2 separate regions of the Homo sapiens genome follow, and region 2 is linked to region 1. Evidence: chromatin loops called from intact Hi-C (ENCODE). Cell type or tissue: right lobe of liver. All regions are shown on one strand. Links, peaks and the distances in the headings refer to the core of each region. The heading gives the core; the rest is flanking DNA.

Region 1 (16,835 bases), core at 3,381-11,380:
TGCACAGAGTAGATTTACAATGCTCCAATTCCTCTCTTACAGCAATATTGCCTTCACAGTTATAAACTGTATTCAAATAGTAAAGGCCACCCTCTCGCTTCCCTGGCTGGCCCCAGGGCTACCACTGGTATTCCTGAGCCTCTCCCAGCTCCACTTCTAATGCTAGAGAATGATAACTAAGACTTCTGTGCATTTGAAGGTTGTTGGAAAGTTACAGGTTCATTTTAGAAAGAAAGCTGTTCTTGACAGCACTCTGAGCCATCATACCTCTTTCCCATATAAACTATTTTCACAGATCTCAACTAAAACCCCTTACTTCACAAATGATTGTGTTGTGCTGAAATGGTGCTCTTATAGTACTGGCTTATTAAAAGTAAAAAATAAACCTAAAAATTGATTGTTTTAAGTGATCTTTTGTTCTCTTATTAAAGATTGGGAAAAGGGAGAAAAAGATGAGGATTCTATGAATAAAGCTCATAAAAGGATAGGGGGTTCAATGAGTTACTTTGAGAGTTTCCCAAAGGACTGTACCTGCCTGGGACTGTTCATTCCTCCAGAACACTCTTTATAACAAAGCTGTTACTCCAGCTGGCCTCCCAAAGACCCAAATCAGATTCCACAGAAAACCACCACCTCCACGGGCTCTTAGAACCAGCCTCCAGCAGCCAAAGGAAAAAGCCTACCTGCTTAGATCCTCCTTCACAACCCTGCTGTAAGAGGCAAATGGAGCTGCCTCCTTTTAAAGAGTCAATGAGAACCAACCAAATTCAATTGGAATTCATTAGATAAAGAGCACAGCCAAGAAGCTTTTAATGGAGAGAAAGCAGGGAGAGGAAAAAAGGGAAAGAAAAAGAGGAACAAAAGCAAACATCGTGTCAAAAGCAGCAGTTTCAATGAAACTAGACCCAGCCTATCTCACAGTTACAGCTGATGAAGATATGACTCATAATCAGGAAAGGCTTTGCTTCACTTCATCTCGTGGCTTATATGGAAAACCCTGTGGGTAAACCTCACCTCACAGAGAGGTCCACAGTTTGGATGCAGGGACAAGATTCAAAAACTGTGGCGTCAGGAAAAGAGTGATCTCTGTAGGGCCAGTACAGATACAGATCATTTCTCCCCAACTTTGTTTGGCTCTGCCAACTCTTCAGTATTGTTCCATTTCTTACTTTTCCTTGTGACCTGTTTCACTCTTACCATAGAAACACATGATGAAGAATTGCCCCCACTGCATACAATCTAGATTACTCCTAGAAATGCTTTTCTTTCCATTGAAACAAAGCTGATATTTTAACTTTCCTCATGAAGCTGGCTGGGGAGAAGTTTAGTGCCCAAGGTGAAACAAGGAAGGATAAACTCCTCAGGCCACAGTGGCAAATCATGACACAAGCGGCCACCTGAACCTGATCATATCTACTGCACTGGGAGACTGAATATACATATGGTCAATGACCAGACCATTTACAGCAATAGATTTATAACCTACAACCCCTGCAGCAATCAGCTCAGAACAGTCAGGACTTGTTTAATGAGTGCCAGCTTCTCTACTTGTTGCCCCTGCTTCTAACTCAGGAGTGACGAAAGAAAGCCAAATAAGCTTCTCAAACCAGTCCCATCTGATGTCTTGCTTCTAGTTAACCTACCTCCACCTTCCCTATGCCAACAACCATCAGTGAGAGTACCTGAAGCCTTCCCTTTCTTTCACTATAAACACACACAAACACACACACACACACACAAAACCTCCCCTGCTGCCTTTGAATCTGTGCCAAACATTAGTGGTGGTGCCAGCAAAAAAAAACATATATTATGTAAAGACTACAGCAGTAATTATAATGCTGCACATTTTATACTATTTTAAAATTAATAAAATGCCAACTGTTATCTCACTTAATCCACACAATAATGATGTGATTGGGAAGACGACTGTACTACATACACAATTTGACAAGTAAGAAAACTCAGATAAGGAGATGTCAATTGATTTGTCCCAGGTAACAGGTAAAATGTGGCTGAGTCAGAACATGAGAATCCAGAACATACATCACAGGCTTTTTACCATTTAAGCCCACTGTCTCCAATGTTCAAATGACTCCAGAAGCCTTAATAGTGATATTGCAAAAGCCATATTACAAGAATGTTACTCCATGAAAGTATCTGTAGGTCTCTCTCCCTTTCCCACTCTCCCTATGAGTGTGTGTGGACCTGTCTGCCTGTCAATTGTCAATCGTTCATGCTGTGCCTAGAATTTCATATCTTTCCCTTTATATATATCTTTAATTTCTGAATCCATGGGTTTGAATCTCCACATGCATCTTTTTCCCTGTGCATTCCTTTTTTTTCCTGACTATGGCTGTGCTAGGCCTCCTCTATGACTATATTATAGAACAGACTCAAAAGTCTACAAGTCTCTAAGACTGTGTTATAGAACAGACTCATTTCTAGTCTAGAAATTATTCCATGCACACTCCTGAAAAAAGTATCATTTTTTTCTGTTCAGAAAAAAAAATTGAGTGAATTCTCATAAATCTAGCAAAATAGGAAATACGTAAAACATTTTGACATTACATTACTTACTCTGTTTCTTGCACACTATTTAAACCAGAAGAGCTTCTGAGGCATTTCCTGTTTCTTGCACACTATTTAAATCAGAAGAGCTTCTGAGGCATTTCATCACCAAGAGTAATTTTATGTTTTCTGAAAATATTTTTAATGTCTATTAATAGTACCCCCTGCTAGACCAGTCTTAAGTAAAGTTACCTATCTTCTCATGTACCAATGCTCTGGGTCTTTCAACATGTCCCATCGTGTGGAGATGCTTGGAGAACCAGCAAGGGCCCTGCCACTTACTAGCTGTGTGACCTTGAGCAAGTCACTTACTTTTCCTAAGCTACAGTTTTCCCTTCTATAACATAGAAGTTATCTTCTGAGAATTTATTTTGCCTCATAAGGATGTTATGAGGATTAAATGGCATGATCCACATAAAGTACTTCGCATAAATACTGTACAAGGTATGTGTTCAATAAATGATAGCTATTATTACTATGTTACCCAAGCAAGATGTATGTTTTATCGCCTGATTTATTTTTTCTAGGCCATAGACCTAGCTCCTCATAGGGCATTGACACCACAGTATGTCACAGGCCTCTCAAATGCAGTATGCTCAAAATTAAACTCATTTCCCAACAGTCCTTATTTTCCCCAACAGTCCTTACTTAACTGCTAATGTCATCATCCTTATCCTCTGTAGGGAAATGAACAATTTCCGTGAATAATTACACATCGACTAAGGACATTAATGAGGTTATTTGATTTTTATTCTATGGTAACTATTTTATAACTCAGTAAATTATAGATAACTAATAGCAGTGCAAAATAATTCTTGTCTATAGACACGTAGATAATGTCCAGCAGAAGTCTAATTGGCGTCCCTTCCCCACTGTGCGAAAAACTAGTTTTGCCTCCATTTGCACATTCATTTCAACATTCCTGATTTATACATGCGTATTTTATCTTTAAATTTTCTTTTGAACTGATTGTAACATCTTACCAATTTCCTTTTTAATAACAAGTGAAATAAAATCTCTAATACGTGTCTATCTTACATTTGTATGAATCACAATTCTACCTTCTTTGAAAATTATCTTTTAACTCTTCCAAGGAATAGCAACACCATTTACCAATAGTTATGTTTCCACTGAAACACATCACCTTTGACACTCTAACCCTCATACCTCATATCCAACAGCCTATGAGCCTTATCAAGTGTGTCTCTAACACAGAGCAAAGACCACTGTGGTACTGAGTGCAAACACATGGGCTGTAGAGTCAGATGGCCCGGGTTGAATCCTACTTTGCTGCACAACCTTGGGCTAGTTATTTAATGTCTTCTAACTTCAGTTCCTTTATCTATAAAATATGGAAGTAACACTTCAGCATTGCTGTAACGGAGAATTAATGAAGATAATCCATGTAAAGCATTAGGCCAGTGCCTGGCATGTGGTCAGTGCTTACCTAAAGGTAACTATTAATATCTCACAGACTCATCTGTCTCTTACCCTCCCTTCTTCCTCACTGGCTAGTTTAGACTCATTTAATTTCTTCCCTAGGTTAGTGCTACCTGGCTTCCCTGGTCCCCTTACCACCATTTAGTCCCTCTACCCCTGTCTCCCTGCTTCCCCAAGAATAATTTGTGGGTGATGCCATTCTCAGAAGCAGTCATAGTAAGAGGAGATAAAAATGAAGAGCTTCTTATGTTCTCCTACCCTCAGTGTCGCTGTCTCAATCACTGCTTCCCAATTTAGGAAGTTTCACATGGGGGCTGTAAACAACTGAGAAAAACAACATCTTTTAGAGTTGTCCTGTCCCTCATGAGATAGAATACATTATTATTTTAAAATATTCTAACTTGAGAGCACTTTGATTAAAAATGAAAGAAGACTGCATTTAATTCTTTCTCTGAAAGACAAAAACTTTGTTAGACATTTTAAAGTGGACCTAAATATTTTAAGCCAAAAGGAAAAATATGAGATCAGCCTCTATTATTGAGCAAATTTTCCTACAGAGTAAAACTTATACTACTTAACTATGCATTTTTTTTAATTTCAGACATTCATTTTTGTGGACGTATAAGCAGCCTTTATAAAGAGTATGCTTCTTATTAGAGTTATAGCCAGATTAGTAAACAGAGAAGGAGCGAGTGCAATATGAGGTTAGAAATAGGAGCTAATCTTAAATGCCGGCAGCAAAGGAGAATCCATGTTAGCAAAATGCTCCTCTGCAAAAGCCATACTATAATATCAAGACATAAAAGGACTCAAAGGGACATATTCCAGGCCATTAGGGGAGGAAAGTGGTCATTGTGGAATCAAAATGATATTAAATGCATTTGGGGGCAATTTGGCAATATCGTGCATAATTTTAAATGCATGTATCCTTTGACACAATTACGTATCTCAGAGTCTATTCCATAGAAATTGTCATGTGTACAAAGATATTTATACAAAGATGTTCATTGTCATATTGTTTGTAAAAACAAAGAAGTGTTGTCAGTGGAGGAAAATGATGAAACAAGTCTCATTTCAAGGTTGTGAAATTTATTTAGTTACTAAAGGGTGTTAAATCAGACAAGGTAAGTGCTCTGTTCTTTATAAGACTGCTGTTGCCAGCATATCTAGGACAATAATTATAATGGTTATTGTACAATAAACATAGGCATTCCTTGGTATACAGGCCTGGTTCTGTGTCTTGGGTTTAAGCCGTCCACAACAGCTGTCGTCTGCTTCTAATCCTGCATTAAAGGTTGATGTTTAATGAACTGGAGGCAAAGGTCTTTGGTGGGAGTTACAGTCTACTCAGGACATTGTGCCTTTTTAAGATGAGAGATGTGAATCCATGAGTCTATACCCTCTAATTTTGTGGCACATGGATTAGTCAATAATACCTGGTATAGTACCCCTTCCACTGGGGTTGAAGGAAGTCCTTTATTAGATGTCCTTCCCAGTAGACAAAATCTCTTAGTTGCAGATCATGGCCAGGCACCTTATCTTCAGGGTGCATACTGTGAAAGGAATTATTTACCAAATCTTAATTTTTTTTTTTTTTTGAGACAGAGTCTCACTCTGTCACCCAGGCTGGAGTGCAGTGGCGTGATCTCAGCTCACTGCAACCTCCACCTCCCAGGTTCAAGGGATTCTTCTGCCTCACCCTCCCAAGTAGCTGGAACTAGAGGTGCATGCCACTACACCCAGCTAATTTTTGTATTTTTAGTAGGGACAGTTTTCAGCATATTGGCCAGGCTGGTCTCGAACTCCTGACCTCATGATCCACCTGCCTCGGCCTCCCAAAGTGCTGGGATTACAGGCATGAGCCACTGTGCCTGGCCCAAATCTTGATTTTTTTTACGGTAATAAATGAGTCCCTCACAATATTGCAATATATCTCCCTTAAGAAGAGTTGGATTGGTTATGTTCATTCCCATACACATGGGCCTTCCTGTTATAATTTCATAAGGGGAAAGTTGATGTTTTCCAAAAGGGGTGGATCAGACCGTAAGCAGCTTTGGACCAGGGGAGGTGAAATGCCTCTGTGAACTTAGCCAATTGTGTTTTAATTATTCCATTGGTCCTTTCCACCAGGCCTGAGGACTGGGGGTGGTAGGCACAATGGAAATGTTGAAATATGGGCCAAATTTCACAAACATCTTGAATAACCTGGCCGGTAAAGTGAGCTCCCCTGTCACTGTGAAGTTCACAGGGGACTCCCCACAGTGGGATAATTTTTTGTAGAAGAATTTTCCAACTGCCATGGCTGTTGCTTGCCTGCAGGGAAAAGCTTCAACCCAACGGGAAAACATGCAGACCATTACAAAAACATACTTAACAACCTTGAGATGATGGCAGCCAGATAAAATCAAGCTGCCATACCTCAAAGGGTCCAGCCGGAAGGAAAAAATGACCGTGGGCCCCATGGAGGGTCTTTCCTAGGTTTTGTTTGGGACAAATAGCACATTAAGAGTAACCTTTTTGGGCCGGGCGCGGTGGCTCACGCCTGTAATCCCAGCACTTTGGGAGGCCGAGGCGGGCGGATCACGAGGTCAGGAGATCGAGACCATCCCGGCTAAAACGGTGAAACCCCGTCTCTACTAAAAATACAAAAAAACTAGCCGGGCGTAGTGGCGGGCGCCTGTAGTCCCAGCTACTTGGGAGGCTGAGGCAGGAGAATGGCGTGAACCCGGGAGGCGGAGCCTCCAGTGAGCCGAGATCCCGCCACTGCACTCCAGCCTGGGCGACAGAGCGAGACTCCGTCTCAAAAAAAAAAAAAAAAAAAAAAAAAAGAGTAACCTTTTTGTGCCACTGTGAAGGATGGTTTCCAGTAATATTGTTTACACCAGGGTATTATTTTATCTAGATTCCAATGGGTTAGATTATGAACATACTCCATAAGGGACACCTGACATCCCATTGGAATAATGGGTTTATTATTAGGTCCACATCATATTTCACTTTCAAGAGACAAGTACCTCCCTGCCTGTTTCCAAGTAGATTTCTCTTCTGTAGGAGCTATGCTCTGGGTTTCTTTCAACATGTTTTTAAGTATTTGGGGTTTTATGGCCATTTCCCAGATTGGGACTGGTGGCTCGGATGCTGCTCTTTTAGCTGTAGCTTCAGCCAGTTGGTTACCCTAACTTTCTATGGTGTCTAATTTTGAATGACCTGGGATTTTCATAGTTGCCAAACATTTTGGTTTTAGAATAGCTTCTAATAGCTCTGATACTTGTTGTCCATTTTTTATGGGTTGCCCCAAGGAGGTTAAATATCCTCTCTCTTTCCATAACATAACAAAGTCATGAGCAACCTCAAAAGCAGCAGTCAGTGTAAATGGTTGCAGCCTTGTCTTTTTGCCAGTTGGCAAGCTCGGGTCAGGGCAATCAATTTGGCTACTTGAGCTGATCTGGCCTGGGGAAGAGGACTGGCTTTAATTACCTCTAGTAAGGAAACCACAGCATATCCTGCTCTAAAATTTTCATCCTCTCCTCTTAAATAAGACCCATCTGTATACCATTCTGTCTCAGCATTATCCAGTGGCATCTCCTGTAGGTCTGTCCTGGGAGAGAGAAGTCAGTCAGTCATCAGAGCACAGTCATGGGGGGTTTTGTTGGAAGGTCCTGGCAAGAGAGTGGCTGGATTAAGATTATTACAGCAGGAAATGGTAATATTGGGAGATGATCAAAGCAAAATTTCATAAGAGGCTAACCAGTTGACAGATGTTGAGTATGATGAGAGTTTAGAAGGGCTTCAAGAGAATGTGGCACAAAAATGGTAAGAGGGGAACCTATAATTGTATCTTCAACAGATTTGTACAGAAGGGTCATGGCCGCTATTGCTGTCACACAAGGAAGCAGCCCTTGAGCCACAGGGTACAGGTGTTGACTATAATAGCTTATAGGTCTCTGATGATCACCATGTCTCTAGGTCAGTACCCTGGATGCAGTACCTCCAGTTTCATGTACGAAAAGGGAGAAAGGCAATTTGTAGTTTGGGTACGTTAAGGCTGGGGCATTAGTTAGAATTTCCTTTATTTGTTGTACAGCTGATTGTGCCTCTGGAGTCCACCTGATGGGATCAGGTTGTTTATTTTTTAGGTATGCATACAGAGGTTGAGACATAAGGGAGAAATATGGTATCCAGTTTCTACAATAGCCATCCAGGCTTAAAAATCCTCTAAGTTTTTTCTTAGCAATGGGCATTGGGAAAGCTAAAATTCCTCTCACTCTGTCGGGGTTAATACTCAGTCTTTTGACTAAGATAATATGCCCCAAATACTTAACTTGCAGTAAGCATAGCAGAAGTTTGTCTTTGGACACTTTATGTCCCTTGGTGGCTGTTTGAGTAAATATAGACTATCTTCCTGAAAGGATAGATAGTGTGTCTGGACAAAGGAGAAAGTCATCCACATTCTGAATGAGTGTTGAGTCCTGGGGAAAAATTAAATACTCTAAATCAGCTTTTAATATTTGGGAAAAGTAAGTGGGACTTTCTGTATACCCTTTGGGACATTACAGTCCACATATATTGCTGTTCTTTCCAAGCAAAAGCAAACAAATACTGACTGGATCTACAGGAATACTAAAGAAGGCATTACAGAGATTCACAACTGAGAAATACTGGCTGGTAGTGGGTATAGCTGATAGAAGGGTATGTGGGTTGGGACTACTGGGTGCCTGGGTATTACAATATTGCTTATTGCCCTCAAGTCCTGCACAACTCTCCGTCCTCTCTTGCTTAGTTTCTTTACAGGGAATACAGGGCTGTTGCAGGGGCTTGTGCAGGGAATAATAAGCCCCTTTTTCAGATAATCGTGTATGATAGGGGCAATTCCATCTATGGCTTCCTGTCGTAGAGAATATTGTTTAAGGTTGGGTAGGGGTTTCTTTGGGTTCATCTCCACCTTTATTGGAGTGGCTGAGAATATTTTTCCTATATCTGCATTTGACTGAGACCATAAATGGGAGGGGATATCCTTGAGTAAGTGCTCTGCTTCTGGCATTAACAGGAAGACTGGGGAAGCTAGAAAGAGTTGTAATGTTTCCTGTTTTTTATTCCAGTGTTTTCTCTTCCCCCCAATATTTCCTTCTCTGTCTCCATTTTATTTTCCCAGTCACAAGCTTATGTTTTAACATTACTAGTAGTAAATTGTGGTACATTGTCAGGACATTTTTTAATTTGGTATTTTTGGTACCCTGGCTCCAATTCTAAAAAAGGTTCACTTTTTTATGAAAAAGAGATATAGACATTATGGATGTGGAGGAGGTCACAGCCCAAAAGATTGACAGGGGACCCAGGGCATGTAAGAAACATATGGGACCTACTGAGCATGTCACACTTAGAGCCTTCAGCGGGGGAGCTGAACCTGATGAACCAGTAAGGTACAGATTTGGACTTAAAACATAAGATTGTTTTATTAGACACTCCCGCCATGTAAATTCTTTCATTACTCCAGAGAATGGGGTTTCTAATTAAGACAGGAGTTATCAGCAATATGGTCACACCTGCATCAAATAAGGCAGTTGTAAGCTTACGGTTTATTATATTAGTCTCTCCCAATTTGTTTGTCAGGGTAGAATATTTGGAGAGGTGAAACCCCTGCATTTCCTTGGAGCATCCCTCGTCTTCCAGAGTTGCATTTTCCTGCCTTTTCTTTCAGCCTAAGGTAATCCCTCTTAAGGTGTCCCGGTCTTTTATAGTAGTAACAGACTAGAAGTGAAGAGTTCTCAGACTGAGGAAGCTTAGATTCTTCCTGGGGCCAAGAGAAGTTAATTGCTTTAGCTGTAAATGCATAACTCAGGCAATCTTCTGTTTTTCCTTTTTTATCATAGTGTGGGCTAATTTGTCAGCTAGGTTAACTCGTTCATTAGTTCTGGCTATGGCCCAATTTGTCATGTGGTGTTTTACAAGGGTGGCTAAATCACGATCTAGTCCATTTAATTGAAAAATTTTTTGTCTGGGCGCAGTGGCTCATGCCTGTAATTCCAGCACTTTGGGAGGCCAAGGCAGGCGGATCACAAGGTCAGGAAATTGAGACCATCTGGCCAACATGGTGAAATCCCATCTCTACTAAAAGTACAAAAATGAGCTAGGCATGGTGGCGCGTGACTGTCTTCCCAGCTACTCAGGAGGCTGAGGCAGAAGAATCGCTTGAACCAGGGAGTCAGAGGTTACAGTGAGCCGAGACGGCACCACTGCACTCTAGCCTGGGTGACACAGCGAGACTCCATCTCAAAAAAAAAAAAAAATTAATAAAGAAATTTGCATCTAATAATGTATCATTTTTATTGTTTTTAAAGCAATCAGCTGACATACTGCAACACTGTCTTAAAGTTTTATTAGAATGTGTGAAATAGTCTAAAACTGATTCATTTGGGTTCTAGCAGCATTGTTGGATTTTATTCCAATCCATAACCCTTTGGAACACTGAAGGAATGCTATTTAACAGAGCAGTGACTCTTTCCAGCACGTTTTTATGCCTGTCTTCTGAATTCGGTGGGGCTGGTTCTTGTGACTCTATTGGGCCTTCAGGGGTCAAATCTGCTATAGGATCTGACCATTATGCTTTTTCCAGCCATTCCTTAGCTTTAGCTTCTGAGATCAAGATGTAGACTAGCTGATGAAGGTCTGAATAACCTAGCTCATATAATGAGCTCAAATTCTCAGGCAAACCCAATTGGATATTTATGAGGGTCAGGAAATTCTTTATGCCTTGTAATTCAGCCTTTGAATAGGGTTCATAGACAATCACTGGGGTTCCCCTACCTGTTATTGGCTGTTCCCAAAATGGGGTTATCATGAGAGAAGTCCCTGCGGAGTTCCCCTTTTCCACATCTTCCAGATGAGATGCTGCATTGGGGCTGTCGGGTAATCTTCCGTGGGTGGGGTCTTTGAAGTCAGATTCCCAACTGCCTTCTGTTAAGTGAGTGTTAAACATGCAGGAGAAGGTGGGGACAGATCTGGTCCCGGAATTTCAGAGAGGTCAGGGTAGAGTGGGGTTGGAGGTGGAGGTGGGGGAGGTGCCTAGGGGGAAGCAAGAGATCCCAAGGATTTATTTAAGGGAGATAAAAGATGAGAGAGTTCTTGACTAGCATTTCTAACTTGTTTGTTCACCTCCTGTAGGGAGATGAGGTGGCCTTCCCCAGTTTTGCTACTTTCCAGATACCACTAAAAATGGCTCTCCCATTCTGGTTGTTTAGTTTTTGTCTCTGCGTTTTCCATCTTGGTTTGCAAGTACACTAATTTGGGCATCTCAAAAGATTCCCATTTAAGCCACTGTAATTTAGAATCTGCTTTAGTTATAGTGGTCCACTTGGTTAAATATTTGCATGATGATTCACCATAAGTATTTTGCATATACCCAGCCAGAGTTTCTAATGGGGGAAGTTTATCTTCCACAGCTGCTGGGGTCTTAGAGGCCTCGTTCTCCATAATTTAGAGTTCCTCTTTGGATTTGACCAAGTCAGGACATGTGTCACACCCAAAATATGCTGCTTGCAAACCTAGCTTTTCAGGGCCATTACACCCTGAACTGGTTTGGTCCACACATATTGCAGCTACCAGGCACAATGTGTCAGGGGCTCAAGGTGCAGGAGGCGTTAGTTCCTTGCATGCACCTGCCAGCTGAGATTAGACCCTAAGTATGTTCTTCTGAGGGGGAAACTTATTTAGAGCCACTGCACATCTTAGGGAGCATTTCTCCCAGACACCCTCATGTGATTCTCAGTCACCTGAGAATGCCTAGAAAGGCTAAGGGGAGCAAGGTGTTCTATTTCTTCAGAGTGGAAGATTCCACACTAATGAGCTAGAGGGTTTGGTGTTGGTCAAATGCAATAGGGGAAAGGATAAAAACATACACATATAGGCATACACAAAAACATAAACAAACAAAACAGTTAAGCAAAACTCACAATGATCACACAAGTTATACGATTTCTGAGTGTTCTAAGTGTAAGCAAGAAATTAACACCAGCTTGTTCTTAATGCTAATGTTAGTCATTTAAAAGAATTTGCAAGACAGAATCCCAAACCAGTTTCTTACCTAGCGATGGGGGCCCAAGCTGAAGACAACTCTCCAGTGATGCAGAAGCAGATGAGCTTGCCTTCCTTGATGGAAGCAAGTGGAAAAACTCCCACAAAATAAAGACTTTTTTTTTTTAACAGCATTCAAACCTCAGATCCCCAACTGAAAAACGCTGGAAGATTCCCAGACTTCGGCAAATCATCCTATCGGTTTGGGCTGTAAGGTGCCCAAGCTAGTACCAATCACCAAGAGGCAAACTGCAGCAGGCCAGGTATCTTTCACTCAGGATCCCTTTGTGGTTACCAGATGTCAATCAAGAAAAATGATGAGACAAGTCTCAATCATTTCATGAGATTTATTTGCCAAAGTTAAGGACTTGCCCAGGAGACAGATCTATGCCTTTCTCCAAAGGCAAAAGGCTCCAAATTTAAAGTGGAAAGGGCGGGATATTGAGAAGGACACAGTTTTCATGTAAGTGCATTTTTACATAAGATGACATAAAAGGAGCAGAGGAAAAATACAGGAATCTGCATTTTACATAAGATAACACAGACAACATGGAGTAGGGGAACAATCAGATATGCATTTGTGTCTGGTGAGCTGAGGTAACTGCACATTATAAAGATAAGCTATCAATTTGCACTGCCATGGTGAAGTTTTAACAATTCACTAGGAATTTCCTTGTGGGCAAAATATGGGGGAAGTGTGTAGCTCTTCATCTTGTAGCCATCTTATTTAGGAACTAAAAGGGGAAGGCAGATTTGCATGACCCAGTTCCCAACTTGACTTTTCCCATTGGTTAAATGTGTTTGGGGTCCCAAAATTAATTTCCTTTCACAGTGTAAATAACCGTGTCTGTCAGTAGTGGTATTGAAATGGCTCCGTTGTCTGGGGATATACCCATGGTTCTTTGTCTTGCTCCAAGAAAGAATTCAGGACATGGACACACACAAGGAGTGGGTTTAGGAGAGGAAAGTTTAATAGACAAAGAAGAGAAAGAAAGCTTTCTCATGCTGAGAAAGCAGGTCGCCCAAGAGAGGGTCTCCAGGTTTGGGGTGGAACACGATCAATTTTGCACAGAGGCTTGAGGACGCAGTGATTGATTTACCTGGTCAGTTGGTTTGACCAGGTGTGCTATTTAAATAGCCTATGAAAAGACTGGCCCTTCCACCCTAATTTTTTGTTATGCAAATGCGGCTTCTACCTGGTGGTCACTATGACACCTGCACAGGTGGTGACAAGGAAAAGAGAGCACAAAATGGCATATTGAACATACCTTGCTTCCAGGTACAGCTGCTGGCATTTACATATAAAAGCTTCTAGCTTGCATATTTATGCTTGCAGCTCGACTTTTCAGGCTGCTTTCTGTGAGGGAAGAAATGGTTTGGGGGCTGCTTTTTACTGAAGGAAAATTTCACTGAGAACTCTTTTACCCTTTCTAGCTGCCTAAAATTAATTTATTAATAACTCCTATGTTAGTATGGTTAATTTATGACACAACCTGTCACAACCAACACTAACACTAGCACAGACTGCTTGGGTTCCAGGGGGTTGCTCCACCATTGCTACTATTTCAAGAAACAGAAAATTCAAAGTTAACTGGCATGACAAGAAACAACTGGTGGCTCACATAATTGGGAGTCCAGCAATAGGGAGGGCTTCTGGGTGGACTTAATCCAGTAGCTTCGGTGACATTCCCTGAGAATGGGAATTCTCCACATTTCCCTTGGATCTGCCCTTCTCCCTAGGCCAGCTTCATTCTCAGTGTAGTAAGTGGATAGTACCAAAATTTCAGGCTACAGTCTGCAGAAAAAGAGGGGAAAGTAATTCCAGGAGTCTTCCAGAAGGACAATCTGACAGGTAGCTGCTTGCACCCAAAAAGTCTGTTTCCCCCTTCATCCTGGTCACATGGCCACCTCTCTGGCACGTACATTTCCCAGTCTTCCTTGCAGTTTGTGTGGCCATGTGACCAAGTTCTTGAAAACAGTATGTGAATAGAGATAATGTGTGCAATTTCTCCCTCACTTACTTAAAAAAGGAAATTGTTTACTCTAAACTTCTCACTTTCTTTTTTCTGCAAGCCGTCATAGTCATGGCAAGGTCAATCCAGCCAGTCCAGTCCCATCCCTCCAGAACTCAAGCACACTATCCAGAGGCCTGGAGATTGCCTAACCTAGTCTACCTTCCCTGGCACCTAAACAGGCTGACCCAACCTGCTGATACCACCACAGCTAGCACCCATTCACATACACTACCAGTAGGCCAGGAGACTGGCTTACACAACCTGTCACAACCAACACTAACACTAGCACAGACTGCTTAGGTTCCAGGGGGTTGCTCCACCATTGCTACTGCCATTGCTCACATCACACCTGCTGCCCAAGGAAGAGGGGAGTTAGACTCTACTAACAACCACTCACTAAGCCACTGAGGAAATCATAGATACTACTGATACTGTTTACAGCTGAAGAAATTATACAGTGTCTACACTCCCGCATGCACCCAAAATCAAAGTAAAAGCACCCCATGGAACCAAAAATGTAAATAAATCTTCAGGAAAAATCCTCCCCAGCAAAAGCAACTTCAAGAAATTGGAAGAAGTTATTGTTACACCAGATGCAGAGATATCAATATAAGGGAACAGAAAATGTGAAAAAACAAGAAACTATGACACCCCCAAAGGAACACAATAATTTTCCAGCAACAGATCCCAAGCAAAAAGAAATTCATGAAATCCCAGATAAAGAATTCAAAATACTGAATTTAAAGCAGCTCAGTGTGATACAAGAGAACACTGCAAATACAGGTTTCTCTGTACTGAAAACAATACAGAGAAATCGGGAAAACAATTCAAGATATGAATAAGAAATTTACCAAGAGATAGATTTTTTTTAAAGAACAAAGAGAAATTTTAGAAGTAAAAAATTTATTGAATGAATACCAAATACATTTGAAAGCTTCAATAATAGACTAGATTATAGAGAAGAAATAATCACAAAACTTGAAGACAGGTCTTTTGAAATAATTTAGTTAGACAAAAATAAAGAAAAATGAATAAAAATAATAAGCAAAGAATTCATGACATTTGGGACAACATAAAGCCACCAAATATTCAAATGATCAGTGTCTTTAAGGGCAAAAAGAGAACAAAAGGATTGGAAAACCTATTTATTAAAATGTTAAAGGAAAACTTCCTAAGTCTAGCAAGAGACTTAGCCATCCAGATACAAGAGGTTAAGGGTCCCCAAGCAGATACAATGCAATAAAGGAACAAAAAGTATGCAAAACAACCAGAAAACAATTAGCAATATGATAGGAACAAAAAAAAACTCACATATCAATGATAACTTTGAATGTAAATGGATTAAATTATCCATTTAAAAAATAGAGACTGGCTGAATAAAGAAATATTATCTAACTATAAGCTGCCTACAAGAAACACACTTTACCTGTAAAAACACATATAGGAGAGATGAAATATTCCATGAAAATGGAAACCAAAAGTGAGCAGGAGTAGCTACACTTAGATAAAACAGACTTTAAGTCAAAAGCAGAAAAAAGACAAGGAAGGTCACTATGTAATGATAAAGGGATATATTCAGCAAGAAGCTATAACAATTATAAATATTTATGCACCCAACACTGGAGCATCCTGATATATAATGGATCTAAAGGGAGAGATAGATCCCAATACAATAATATTTATGGACTTCAACACACCACTCTTAGCACTGAACAGATCATCTAGACAAAAATCTACAAGGAAATGTTGAATTTAAACTGACTGTAAACCAAATAGGACTAACAGACATTTACAGAACATTTTATCCAACAACTGCAAAATACACATTTTTCTCATCAACACATGGAATATTCTCCAGGATATATTCCATGTTAGGCCACAAAGCAAGTCTCAATATATTTTTCAAAAATCAAAATCATACCATTATCTTCTCAGACAATAATGTAATAAAACTAGCAATCAACACCAATAGGAACTTTGGAGTCTATAGAAATACATGGAAATTAAACAATGTAATTCTTAATTACCAGGGGGTCAATGAATAAATTAAGATGGAAATCAAATAATTTCTTTAAACAAATGAAAATGGAAACACAACACATCAAAACTTATGGGATGCAGAAAAGTGCTAAGAAGGAAGTTTATAGCAATGTAAGCCTACATCAAAAAGTAGAAAGATTTCAAATTCACAACCTAATGTTGTATCTCAAGGAACTAGAAAAGCAAGAACCAACCAAAACCAAAATTAGCAAAAGAAAAGAAATTATAAAAATCAAAGCAAAACTAAATAAAATAAAGACTATATAAAAAATATATGAAGCATCAATGAAACAAAGAAAGTTGGTTCTTAGAAAAGATAAACAAAATTGATAAACCTCTAACTGTACTAATCAAGAAAAGCAGAGAGAAGGCCCCAATAAACAAAATCAGAAATGAAAAAGGAGACATTGCAACTGGTACCAAAGAAATACAAAAGATTAGCAGAGATTATTATGAACCACTATACACTAATGAACTGGACAACCTGAGGGAAATAAATAAATTCCTGGAAACATACAATCTACTGAGATTGAACAAGAAAGAAATAGAAAACCTGAACAGACTAGTAACGAGTAGTGAGACTGAATCAGTAATAAAAAGTCTCCCAACAAAGAAAAGCCCAGGGCTGGATAAATTCACAGCTGAATTATACCAAATACATAAAGAAGGACTAATATCAATCCTCCTGAAACTACTGAAAAA
Region 2 (14,520 bases), core at 5,748-13,747, 48 kb before region 1:
AGCTTGGAGTTGTTACTTTTACAAGACTCATAGTATCATAGAAAGACCTAAATATCCTCTTCAAGCAAGGACATATGGCTTACAGTTTATTCATTTATTAAACATTTATAAAGCACCTACTACATGCCAGGCACTGTGCTATGTCTGGGAATACCAAGAGGCACAAGAAAAAAACAAATGCAAGCTTTTGAGCTTTAGTTAATAGAGTTCTGCAACTATTTACAAAGAACTTCTATAAATATTATCCTACCTGATCCCCACCACAACATTGTGGGTTAGGCAAAGCAAAAATGATTAAACCCCTCTACAGATAAGGATGTTAAGGAACTTTGATTCCTCACTAGTATCCTTTCTGCTTCACTCCACTATACTATACTACTCTAAATATAACAAGGCTGTGGGACCAAGATGGACAACAAGAAACAGTGGCATTTGAAGGCTCCCATTGAAAAAACCATAATATGTATTGGGGGAATCTGCCCCCAATATTTCAACGTAGGTTCTTTCTATTTTCCGTAAGTGTCAGTCAGCTGAGAAATAAAGAGAGACAGTACAAAGAGAGGAATTTTACAGCTGCGCCATCGGGGGTGACATCACATATCGGTAGGACCATGATGCCCGCCTGAGTCTCAGACCAGCAAGTTTTGATTAAGGGTTTCAAAAGGGGAGGGGGTATAAGAACAGAGAGTAGGTACAAAGATCACATGATTCAAAGGGCAAAAAGCAGAACTACTAATAAGGGTCTAACAAAGATCACATGCTTCTGAGGGAACAGGACACTTTCCGGAAAAAGCAGAACCACTGATAAGGGTCTATGTTCAGCGGTGGATGTATTGTCTTGATAAACATCTTAAACAACAGAAAACAGGATTCAAGAGCAGAGAACCAGTCTGATCACAGATTTACCAGGGGGGAGTTTTTCCCCACCCTAGTAAGCCTGAGGGTACTGCAGGAGACCAGGGTGTATCTCAGTCCTTATCTCAACTGCATAAGACAGACATTCTCCAGGTGGCCATTTATAGACCTTCCCCCAGGAATGCATTCCTCTCCCAGGGTATTAATATTAATATTCCTTGCTAGGAAAAGAATTTAGTGATGTCTCTCCTACTTGCAGGTCCATTTATAGCCTCTCTGCAAGAAGAAAAATATGGCTGTTTTTGCCAGATCCCACAGGCGGTCAGACCTTATGTATGTCTTCCCTTGTTCCATAAAAATCGCTGTTATACTGTTCTTTTTCAAGGTGCACTGATTTCATATTGTTCAAACACACATGTTTTACTATCAATTTGTAGAGTTAACACAATTATCACAGTGGTCCTGAGGTAATGTACATCCTCAGCTTATGAAGATATAAGTGATTAAAGTAAACACAGGCATAAGAAATTATAAAACTATGATTTGGGAACTGATAAATGTCCATGAAATCTTCACAATTTATGTCCCTCTGCTGCTGATCCAGCTGGTCCCTCTGTTCAGGGTCCCTGACTTCACACAACAAATATGCATGTGAATCCTTCACTGGCAACCAAGGTATCCAGGTTCTCTCACCAGAACTGATTAGGACGCTGGTTTGACCCACTGAGAGAAGGAAGAACAGTGTAGTATGGTGGCCCACCTGAGAGCCACATGGGGCTGGGGAGCCCCCTCTGCCTAGCCAAGGGGGGCGGTGAGCGTATTACCCAGCTGGGAAAACTGTGCTTTTCCCATGGAACTGTGCAACCCATGGATCAAAGAATTTCACTCATGAACACACATCACCTGGGCCTAGCATCCCAACCCCAGGACATGCAGACTCTTAACAGCCTTGCCGCTGGAATCTGCTTAAGCCTATGGAGCTCCCAGGGGGAGGGCCGATCAGCATCATGGCTGCATCTGCCTGCTGTCTAAGCCATTTGAGCTCCTTGCGGGAGGGGCAGCAGCCAGCACTGGGACTCACAACTGCCTAACACACTGAGCTCCCTGGCAGAGGGAAGGGCAGCACCCATCTCTATAGCCCCAGGCTGTGCTTGTCCCCTGCTGGAGCCAGGGAGGCTGGACAGCTTGCTCCCAAGACTTGTCCCCCACAGCCCAACACACCAGCTGTGGCAGTCTGCAGGCAGAGTGCCTCTTCAGGCCTGACCCTGACCCATCCTTCTTCAATGGGTGGGGCTTCCTTGCAGGAACTCCAATAACTCCAGCCAGAGGCTCAGAGACAGAATGCAGATTCCCTGGGGCCTTAGCCACTAGCAGGAGATGTGGCTACAGTCTCCGCAAACCAGAAGACAGCCTTTCTTCCTGGTAGTTCTGAGGAATCCATACAGTCCAGATGACTGGGTTTCCCCCAGTGAGGCACACCCCCTCCACCAAGGGACAAAGTGCTCCATTAAAGGGGTCCTGTTCCCCATGCCACCCACGTGAGTGAGACTCTCCAACAGCAGTTGTCAGACACCCCATACAGGAGCAATCCTACTGGCATCAGGTTGGTGCCCCTAGAGGTCAGAGGTCCCAGATGAAGGAGCAGGCACCCATCTTTGCTATTTTCCAGCCTCCTTGAGTGATATCTCCAGGCACAGGAGCGAATCAGATGAATAAGACCTGAAGTGAACCCCCAGCAAACTGCAGCAACCCTACAGAAGAGGAACCTGACCATTGAAAGAAAAACAAACAAGCAGAAAGCAACAACAACCGAATCACAACAACAACAAAAAGCCCCCACAAAAACCCCATTCAAGGGTCAGCGGCCTCAAAGACCAAAACTAGACAAACTCACAAAGATGAGAAATAATCAACAAAAAAATGCTGAAAACCCAAAAGGCCAGAGTGCCTCTTCTCCTCCAAATAATCACAACATCTCTCCATCAAGGGCACAGAACTGGACAGAAGATAAGCTGAATGAATTGACAGAATTAGGCTTCAGAAGATGGGTAATAAAAAACTACACTGAGCTAAAGGAGTATGTTCTAACCCAATGCAAAGAAGCTAAGAACCTCGATAAAAGGTTAGAGGAATTGCTAACTAGAATAATCAGTTTAGAGAGGAACATGAACAATCTGATGGAGCTGAAAAACATACGATGAGAACTTCATGAAGCATACACAAGTATCAATAGCCAAATAGATGAAGCAGAAGAAAGGATATCAGAGTTTGAAGACCACCTTGCTGAAATAAGGCATGCAGACAAGACTAGAGGAAGAGAATGAAAATGAATAAACGAACCCTCAAAAAAAATGGGACTTTATAAAAAGAGCAAAGCTACAATTGATTGGAGTACCAGAGGGAGATGAGGAGAATGGAAACAAGCTGGAAAACACACTTCAAGATATTATCCAGGAAAACTTACCAAATCTAGCAAGACAGGACAACATGCGAATTCAGGAAATACAGAGAACACCACAAAGATACTCCATGAGAAGACCAACTCCAAGACACATAATCATCAGATTCTCCAAGGTCGAAATGAAGGAAAAACTGTTAAGGGCAGCCAGAGAGAAAGGCCAGGTCACCTACAAAGAGAAGCCCATCAGACTAACAGTGGACCTCTCAGCAGAAACTCTGCAAGCCAGAAGAGATTGGGGGCCAATATTTAACATTCTTAAATAAAATAATTTTCAACTGAGAATTTCATATCCAGCCAAACTAAGCTTCACAAGCAAAGGAGAAATAAAATCCTTTCCAGACAAACAAATGCTGAGGGATTTTGTTACCACCAGGCCTGCCCTGCAAGAGTTCCTGAAAGAAGCACTAAATATGGAAAGGAAAAACCAGTACCAGCCAATGCAAAAACAAACCAAAATATAAAAACCAATGACACTATGAAGAAACTACATCAATTAGTGTGCAAAATAACCAAATAGCAGCATAATGACAGGATCAAATTCACACATGTAATTGGCCTTAATGTAAATGGACTAATGCCCCATTGAAAGACACAGACTGGCAAATTGGATAAAGAGTCAAGACCCATTTGTGTACTATATTCAGGAGACCCATCTCACACGTAAAGACACACACAGGCTCAAAATAAAGGGATGGAGGAAAATTTACCAAGCAAATGAAAAGTGAAAAAAAGCAAGGATTGCAATCCTAGTCTCTAACAAAACAGACTTTAAACCAATAAAGATAAAAAAAGATAAAGAAGGGCATTACATAATGGTAAAGGGAATAATTCAACACGAAGAGCTAACTATTCTAAATATATATGCACCCAATACAGGAGCACCCAGATTCATAAAACAAGTTCTCAAAGACCTACAAAGAGACTTAGACTCCCATACCATAATAGTGGGAGATTTTAACATCCCACTGTCAGTATTAGACATATCAACAAGACAGAAAATTAACAAGGATATCCAGGACTTGAACTCAGCTCTGGATCAAGTGGACCTAGTAGATGTCTAAAGAATTCTCTACCCCAAATCAATGGAATATACATTCTTCTCAGTGCCACATAGCACTTATTCTAAAATCAACCACATAATTGGAAGTAAAACACTCCTCAGCAAATGCAAAAGAACTGAAATCATAACAGTCTCTCAAACCAAAGTGCAATCAAATTAGATCTCAGAATTAAGAAACTCACTCAACTACACAGTTACATGGAAATTCAACAACGTGCTCCTGAATGACTCCTGGGTAAATAATGAAATTAAGGCAGAATCAAGAAGCTCTTTGAAACCAATGAGCACAAAGAGAAAATGTACCAGAATCTCTGGGACACAGCTAAAGCAGTGTTAAGAGGAAAATTTATAGCACTAAATGCCCACATCAGAAAGTTGAAAGATCTCAAAAAAACACCCTAACACCACACTTACAAGAGCTAGAAAGGCAAGAACAAACTAATCCAAAAGCTAGCAGATGACAAGAAATAACTAAGATCAGAGAAGAACTGAATGAGATACAGACACAAAGAAAACCTTCAAAAAAAAAAATCAATGAATCCAGGAGCTGGTTTTTTGAAAAGATTAACAAAGTAAATAGACTGCTAGCTAGACCAATAAAGAAGAAAAGAGAGAAAAATCAAATAGACACAATAAAAAATGATAAAGGGGATATCACCACTGACCCCACAGAAATACAAACTACCATCAGAGAATAATATAAACACCTCTATGCAAATAAACTGGAAAATCTAGAAGAAATGGATAAATTCCTGGACACATACACCCTCCTAACCAGGAAGAAGTTGAATCCTTGAATAGTCTAATAACAAGTTCTGAAATTGAGGCAGTAATTAATAGCCTGCTAACCAAAAAAAGCCCAGGACCAGATAGATTCACAGCTGAGTTCTACCAGAAACACAAAGTGGAGCTGGTACCATTCCTTCTGAAACTATTCTGAACAATTGAAAAGGAAGGACTCCTCCCTAACCCATATTTTGAGGCCAGCATCATCCTGATACCAAGCCTGGCAGAGACACAACAAAAAGAGAAAACTTCAGGCCAATATCCCTGATGAACATCAATGCAAAAATCCTCAATAAAATACTGGCAAGCTGAATCCAGCAATACATCAAAAAACTTATCCACCACGATCAAGCCAGCTTCATTCCTGGGAGGTAGTGCTGGTTCAACATGTGCAAATCAATAAAGGTACCATCACATAAACAGAACCAAAGACAAAACCGCATGATTGTCTCAAGAGATGTAGAAAAAGCCTTTGATGAAATTCAACATCCTTTCATGTTAAAACTCTCAATAAACTAGGTATTGATGGAACATATTTCAAAATAAGAGCTATTTATGACAAACCCACAGTCAATATCATATTGAATGGGTAAAAGATGGAACCATTCCCTTTGAAAACTGGTACAAGACAAGAGTGCCCTCTCTCACCACTTCTATTCAACAGAGTATTGGAAGTTCTGGCCAGGGCAATCAGGAAAGAAAAAGAAATAGAGTGTATTCAGATAGGAAGAGAGGAAGTCAAATTGTCTCTGTTTGCAGATGACATAATTGTACATTTAGAAAACTCATGATCTCAACTCCAAAACTCTAAACTGATAAGCAACTTCAGCAATCTCAGGATACAAAATCAATGTGCAAAAATCACAAGCATGCCTTTACACCAACAATAGACAAGCAGGGAGCCAAATCATGAACAAACTCCCATTCACAATTGCTACAAAGAGAATAAAATACCTAGGAATACAGCTAACAAGGGATGTAAAGGACCTCTTCAAGGAGAAATACAAACTACTGCTCAAGGAAATAAGAGAGGACACAAACAAATGGAAAAACATTCCATCCTCATGGATAGGAGGAATCACTATCATGAAAATGGCCATACCGCCCAAAATAACTTACAGATTCAATGCTATTCCCATTGATATTCTTCACAGAATTTAAAAAATTATTTTAAACTTTATAAGAAATCAAAGAAGACCCGGTATAGCCAAGACAATTGTAAGCAAAAACAACAAAGCTAGAAGAAACACACTACCTGACTTCAAACTATACTACAAGGCTACAGTAACCAAAATAGCATGGTATTGGTACCAAAACAGGCATATAGGCCAATGGAGTAGAACAGAGACCTCAGAAATAACACCACACATCTACAACCATCTGATCTTTGACAAACCTGCCAACAACAAGCAATGGGGAAAGGATCTCCTATTCAGTAAACGGTGCTGGGAAAACTGGCTAGCCATAGGCAGAAAACAGAAAGTGGACACTTCTTAAGCCTTATACAAAAATTAACTCAAGTTGGATTAAATACTTAAATGTAAAACCACAAACCTTAAAAACCCTAGAAGAAAACCTAGGCAATACCATACAGGACATAGGCATGGGCAAAGACCTCATGACTAAGACGCCAAAAGCAATTGCAACAAAAGCCAAAATTGATAAATGGGATCTAATTAAACTAAAGAGCTTCTGCACAACAAAAGAAACTATTATCAGAGTGAACAGGTAACCTAGAGAATGGGAGAAAATTTCTGCAATCTATCCATCTGACAAAGCTCTAACATCCAGAATCTACGAGAAACTTAAACAAATTTACAAGAAAAAAAACAACCCCATCAAAAAGTGGGCAAAGGATATGAACAGACACTTCTCAAAAGAAGACATTTATGCAGCTAACAAACATGAAAACAATCTCCACATCACTGATCATTAGAGAAATACAAATCAAAACCACAAAGAGATACCATCTCACACTAGTCAGAATGGTAATTATTAAAAAGTCAAGAAACAATAGATACTGGTGAGTCTGTGGAGAAATAGGAATGCTTTTACATTGTTGGTGGGAATGTAAGTTAGTTCAACCATTGTGGAAGACAGTATGGTGATTCCTCAAGGATCTAGGACCAGAAATAACATTTGACCTAGAATTCCAATACTGGATATATACCCAAAGGAATATAAATTATTCTACTGTAAAGACACATGCACACATTTATTGCAGCACCATTTACAATAGCAAAGACATGGAACCAAACCAAATGCCCATCAATGATAGACTGGATAATGAAAGTGTGGCATATATACAGCATGGGATACTATAAAAGGAATGAGATCATATCCTTTGCAGGGACATGGATGATGCTGAAAGCTATCATCCTCAGCAAGCTAACACAGGAAAAGAAAACCAAATACCATTTGTTCTCTCTCATAAGTGGGAGTTGAACAATAAGAACATACGGACACAGAGAGGGCAACAACAGACACCAGGGCCTGTTGGGGGTGAGGAGTGAGGGAAGGGAACTTAGACGATGCAGCAAACCACCATGGCGCATGTATACCTATGTAACAAACCCACGCATTCTGCACATGTACCCATTTTTTTAGAAAAAATTTTAAAAAATGATACCATGTAATACCTTTTGTATTAATTACAAACCCCTTAGGCAGACTCAAGATAGAATTCTAAGTGATATGATAGATAAGATAGTTTCTAACGTACAGTTGCAGGCTTTGTCACAAATGTTTATCAAGCTATAAAGATGTTTAAAGAAATTCTTAAAAAGAAAAACATAAAAGTGGCTGTTTCCTCCAATCTTCAGATAGTGGATATGTGAGTCACTGAATCACCACTACTGACACTAGTAAACTCATTTCAAGCATAATAATTGGCCTTAAGTAGTCTTGGTTCTCCCTCCAACTCCACTTTCAGTGCTTTCATTCTAAAGGTGGGTTCTCAGGAAAAGAAAAATAATAACCTCGAGGTGTAAGGAACAGAGGGAATTACTTCCTTTAATGTGTGGCATTAAAAAACAAACACTCACATTTTAGAATGACAGGTATCTGTGGGGAAGATCTGTGTAGGTAGGGGACCTTTGATGCTTCGAGTGTAGCGGGAAGTTGTGAGTTAGGGAATTGTGTTTGTCTTAACTTTGTTTTTTGTAGAGAGAAAAACAATTTCACGGGGTGGGTCCAATTTTCAGACTAAGTAAATTCTGTGCTCTCTTTCAGCTCTAAAATTCTGTGGCTCTAACTGTGAATCAGAGAAGTGAAATAGAGTAATGGAAGTGAGACTGAAGAAGATGGTTGACAACTCAAGATGAATGAAAGACAAATCTAACACCTGAAACCATAAAAATACTAGACGATAACATCAGAAAAACTCTTCTAGACATTGACTTAAGCAAAGACTTCATGACCAAGAAGCCAAAAGCAAATGCAACAAAAACAAAGATAAATAGATTGGACTTAATTAAATTAAAAAGCTTCTGCACAACAAATGAAATAATTAGCAGAGTTAACGGACAACCCACAGAGTGGGAGAAAATCTTTGCAATCTATACATAAAACAAAAGACTAATATCCAGAATCTACAAGGAACTCAAACAAATCAGCAGGAAAAAACGAACAATCTCATCAAAAAGTGGGCTAAAGACATGAATAGACAATTCTCAAAAGAAGATATACAAATGGCCAACAAGCATATGGAAAAATGTTCAACATCACTAATGATCAGGGAAATGCAAATCAAAACCACAATGCAATACCACCTTACTCCTGCAAGAATGTCCATAATTTTAAAAATATAAAATTATAGATGTTGGCATGAATGTGGTGAAAAGGGAAAACTTTTACACTGCTGGTGTGAATTTAAAGTAGTACAACCACTATGGAAAACAGTGTGGAGATTCCTTAAAGAATTGAAAGTAGTTCTACCATTTGATTCAGCAATCCCACTACTGGGTATCTAACCAGAGGAAAAGAAGTCATTACACAAGAAAGATACTTGCACAAGCATGTTTACGTCACCACAATTTGCAATTGCCAAAATATAGAACCAGCTCAAATGCCCATCAATCAATGAGTGGATAATAATTTATGATACATATATATATATACACACACACACACACCATGGAACACTACTCAACCATAAAAAAAGGAACAAAATAATGGCATTTGCAGCAACCTGGATGGAGTTAGAGACCATTATTCTAAGTAAAGTAACCCAGGAATGGAAAACCAAACATTGTATGTTCTCACTCATAAGTGGGAGCTAAGCTATGAGAATGCAAAGGCATAAGAATGATACGATGGACTTTGGGGACTTAGGGGAAAGGGCAGGAGGGAGGTGAGGCATAAAAGACTACACATTGCGTACAGTGTACACTGCTTGGGTGATGAGTGCACCAAAATCTCGCAAATCACCACTAAAGAACTTTTTCATGTAACCAAACACCACCTGCTCCCTAAAAACCTATCGAAATAAAAAATATACTTTTTAAAAAAGAAGATGATTGAGAAATACAATGAAGGAGCTAAGAAACATCCCTCTAGTGCATTGATCAATAAAGACTTGGTATGATGCATTAACAACCAATCCCCAAACCTCGATACCTTGAAATAAAACAAAGATTATTTCATGTATGTGTCCATTAGTGTAGGCCCTGCTCATCACATTCACCAGGTATTCGGACTAATAGAAGAGCCATCTTGAAAGTTGCTGATTACCACACTGAAGGAAAAGAAAGTTCTATGGAATCTTACTGGCAATTAAGTGCTCTAGCCCAGAAAGGACACCTTACTCTAGCTCACAGTTCTTTGACCAGAACGAGTCACATTCCTCCCAACCAACCGCTAGAGGGCCAAGAAGAACAATCCTACCATTCATCTTCCCTGAAGGTAGGAGGTCCAGAATATTTCCTAAAGAGCATTATTGTCTACCAATTCAGCTTCTTAGGGTCTAGGTCCACTCGAATAAGGGGACTACATATCCTTCCTTATCCCATGGCCTAGAGTATAACTGACTAACAAAAATCCCTAAAAATAGCAGAAACTGAAGTTGCCACCGAAGGCCGGTCTTCTCATTTTTAATTACTACAAGTCTCTTGCTGATTATGGAAAATGAGATGATATAATAAAATCATCATCTTATTCTCAACCAACAGTTTAAAGTCCTGTGATTCTCCTTATGTTAGCAGCATGCCTGGTAAGGCCCAGGGACAAGTTAAGTCCCACCATTAGTGTACCAAATCCCAGTACTTACATACTTACCTTGATGTGTATATGCTGCACACCAAGGTAAATTACAAATCAAACATATTCTGATTTTTGAAAACATACTTGAACTAATAGTCATTTTAAAGGCTTACTCTCTGGGTATAATTAAGCTTGAAATCATCCAAATATTATTATTTTCATAGCTGCAGCAAAGCAGCTGAATTTCACAGAGCTAACAATGCTGTCTCTGTGCTGAATACTTAATAAGCCAGAAATGAGGCAAAAGGTGAGCCCAATGAGCAAGCAGTATACTCAGTGATACACAGGACCTCCAGGTCAAAGGGTTATACCATGTTGAAAATCAAGGAAAAAGACATATTCTTTCAGAAATTTCTCTCTGCTTCAGTCCACCAACCTCTCATGGAATTTATTCTCTGTACCTGTGGGAGTCATTTCAGTGTTATGAACCAGCAATCAAGACACCTTATCTGGTCCAACAATGACAGCATCATCATCATCATCATTATCATCATTACAATCATACACAGTATTTACTATATATACACAAATCTCTTGACATAGATTATCTCATCTAATCCCCACCACAACTATCTGATGCAGATGTTATTATGCCTGTTTTATTTATTTTTTAGAATTTTTTATTTTATTTATTTCAATAGCTTTTGGGGGAGCAGGTGGTGTTTTGTTACCTGGATAAGTTCTTTAATGGTGATTTGTGGGTTTTGGTGCACCCATCATCTGAGCAGTGTACACTATACCCAATGTGTAGTCTTTTATGCATCACCCCCCACTCCAACACTTACCCCCAAGTCCCCAAAGTCCATTGTATCATTTTTATGCCTTTGTATTCTCATAGCCTAGCTCCAACTTATGAGTGAGAACATAGAATGTTCAGTTTTCCACTCCCAAGTTACTTCACTTAGGATAATGGTCTGCAACTCCATCCAGGTTGCTGTGAATGCCATTATTTCATCCCTTTTTATGGCTGAGTAGTATTCCATGGTATGTATATACCACGAATTATTTATCCACTCATTGATTGATGGGCATTTTGGCTGGTTTCATTTTTTGCAATTGCAAATTGTGCTGCTATAAACAAGTGTGTTCAAGTATCTTTTTTGTATAATGACTCCTTTTCCTCATTTTCAAGACAGCATCAGCTGCGGTAGTATAGGGAGAATGCAAGATTGCCCTAAGGTCTCCTGGATAAGTATTCGTGTTTCTCAGGCTAATAGTCAAAACTATTACAAAGTTCAGCTGGAAGTTTCCTTCTCCCTGTGGTCCTTCCTCAATTTCACTGGCAGCCCTCCTCAAGGACCCCTGTGAGATAAAGTCAGAAATGACTTCCCTGGGCACCAAGAGTACCTACAGGGCTCTTCCCACTGCTTCTACTTTTATATTTCGTTTTGCTCTCTAAATTCATCCCAGCTCTAGGTAAGGTTAAATCCTTCTCCTGTGATCTGGATTTTTAGGTTCCCTAGTGGGTTTGCGTGTTTGGAGGCAGATTTTTTCCCCCACTCACACTTTGGGCACTCACAGTTTTTCAGCTGTCTCATGGAGTTTGCAGCGGCAAGCCACTTCTTTCAAAGGTCCTGTGAATTCTTTTGGTTTTCCTGGTATGTTCATGCAGTACTTCTTGGAGGAAAATTTCACTGTGTGAGTCTCCACATGCTGTTCTGTCTGTCTGCGTGGAAACTGCAAGTTAGTCCTGCCTCCTATCCACCATTTTCCAACAATCTGTCGTTAACCATTTCAAAGTATAGAATTCAGTGGCATTTAGTACATTCATAATGCTGTGTAACCACAACCTCTATCCAGTTTCAAAACACTTTCATCACACCCAAAAGAAAACTCCATACTCATTAGCAATCCTTCCCCATTCCCTTCTTTCCCCAGCCCCTGGCAGCCACTCGATCATGCCTATTTTAAATTGAGGAAACTAAAGCTGAGAAAAGTTATACAATTTTTCCAACATGACTCTGATAATAGCTGGTGAACGCAATACTCGAACCCAGGACTTGTGATTCCCAAGATCAGACTCCTCCCATATACCTGTCTTTTATTTCCCAAGTGCTTGGGCAATCAGCTGCACTTAAAAAGCCTTTACAAATTGAGTTTACTAATGTGAGTAATATATGATTTTTTAAAAATAATAATTGTCCCTAAAGGTGAAATGGATCAAAGCCCTTAAAAGTGAATCTGTGGTGTAGTAACTGTTAACATAATTGTCTTATTTTATTCTCATCCCCTTAAAGAATAAAACTGATGAACAAGTGAGGATGCTGGTGTAACTCCCTAACTTAGTTTATAGTCTGTAAGCAGAAGAGTGAGTCTAAAGTACATATCACCAGACAGTGTTTCTCCTAGCATTTCGCTGTTGCATTAATCAACAAGTTAAAATATAAACAACGGCTAACCTTGGGTTTCAAATTTAACATTCCTTATCTCTTAGACCAGGTTTATCCACTGTGCTGGGGACTCCCAAGCCAGCACTGGCTCATACTGATTCATTTTGATCTCTGCTAATACCAGAGTCCTGCGTGGCAGAGCCATTGGCACCAGAAATTACAAGTACGTAAAGTAAGTAACCAGATATAATCTCTGATTTCTTTGGATGAGGAAAGTGGGGTCTGGAGTTTTCCTGTTTTGTTATTGTGCTCCAGGGAAGAACCACCTTATCAGAAAGCAGCTTTCTCTGTCCAACCCTGGAGGAGCTATAAAGCTACTCCTTGGCCCAAAGTATAGGAGTAGTAAATGTTTGGATACTTATAATGGGACAATATCATTGATTCAACCACTTAATAATCTACCCAGCAGTATACTTACCTGTCTTCCATGTACACAGGTAAGTATACTGTTGGGTAGATTATTAAGTGGTTGAATCAAATGGGAAAAACTTGGATTTCTAATGCAAGAGGAAAAGTCTCTTTTTTTTTTTAGTGCTTCCATCAGCAGCTTCTAACATTGTCTGAGATCATAGTTTTTGAAGGGTGACTACCAAATGTTGGCATTTGGCACAAGTGGGAAGCAAAAGGCAAGCCCCTTTAGAATTTGACTAATCTGTTCTGTCATGTCATCTTTTTTTCTGTTGTTAAAAGTGTTTCGTGCTTCATTCTATGTATTATGTCAAAATTTATTGATTTCCATGTGATTGGCACATCTTTTTTACTAATCCTGCTCCAGTTAAATTCACAAGATCATAAACATCAAGGGTTTGAAAATCATTTTTAGATATTCAGGTCTATGCCATCTGTTCTGCAGATGGAGAAACTGAGTCCTTGGTTATTAGAGTTTCCCCTGCATCCTAGGGAATCTGCTATGGCCTTGTAACTGGCACAGAGGACCTAAAGCCTGGGAGAATTTTTATTTGCTTGTTGTGGTTAGGAACATTTGAGTAAATGAGGAGCTGCTGCTAGAGGACAGAAATCCCAGAGTATGGCCCTCCTTGGACCCAAGTTTCTTACCAGCTGTGCTCCTTTGTTCCCAGGGGCTAAGTAGGCACCTTCACCCACCCCAACTGCCATCCAGCTGAATCTCTCTCTGATTACTCCTGAAATGTCACAACCCACTTGAGGATAGGGTATCATTGTGCAGTCTGTGCCAACCAGTATTCTGAAGTATTTTCATGCACTAAGGTGTAGGAGTGTGTGTGTGTGTGTATGTGTGTGTGTGAGAGAGAGAGACAGAGGGAGTAGGGAAGGAGGAGAAGATGGGGAATGCATAAATAGAGGGCTGGATACAAATCTGACAGTGCCAATGGCTTCCTAGTAAATGCATAGGTGAGTCACACTGGAAACAGTTAAACATTGGCTAATTGATACAATGCTAGCCTCAAATATAGTATAATATGCATTTTCTTGACATCAACAAATAAAATCTCCGGGTCAATAAAATAAACTCGGAAAATAAAACTCTTGCCCAGAAGTTTTCAACTTTCTAGGTTCAAGGAGCCCTTGGTGTGCAATTTCTTCAAGGTGCCCCCAGACCATAGTTTCTCCTATTAAGTAGACAAAAACTTAATAACTATTTATGTTCTAACAACTTTGTAGTTTTTTGAACAAGTAATATACAAACTAAAAGAAAAATAATATTTTTATTTCATTCTTAATCCCAATTA

Evidence for each region. Peaks named below come from ENCODE experiments on the same cell type or tissue, not always from the same donor. Only the 100,000 strongest peaks of a DNase experiment are listed, where the experiment ranks them.
Region 2: it touches region 1 in a loop (2.3-fold over the local background); 11 of 110 quality-filtered maps call a loop at or near these places.

Annotation. Positions count from the first base shown.
Region 1 is chr1:171,285,569-171,302,403 of GRCh38, forward strand. It overlaps FMO1 (flavin containing dimethylaniline monoxygenase 1), which reads left to right. Exons shown (of 9, transcript NM_001282693.2): 9 at 1-393. Among named protein-coding and RNA genes, the nearest start is that of FMO4, 20 kb to the right of the region's middle. RefSeq lists enhancers at 12,995-13,787, 13,788-14,578. In right lobe of liver, for the core only: no CTCF peak of the experiment used is centred there; a DNase peak (open chromatin) is centred at 7,423.
Region 2 is chr1:171,235,641-171,250,160 of GRCh38, forward strand. FMO1 (flavin containing dimethylaniline monoxygenase 1) reads left to right here and starts at 12,854. Exons shown (of 9, transcript NM_001282693.2): 1 at 12,854-12,983. It overlaps FMO1-AS1 (FMO1 antisense RNA 1), which reads right to left. Exons shown (of 5, transcript XR_922278.4): 2 at 11,941-12,087. In right lobe of liver, for the core only: a CTCF peak has its summit at 10,020; a DNase peak (open chromatin) is centred at 10,001; H3K27ac peaks cover 454 bases.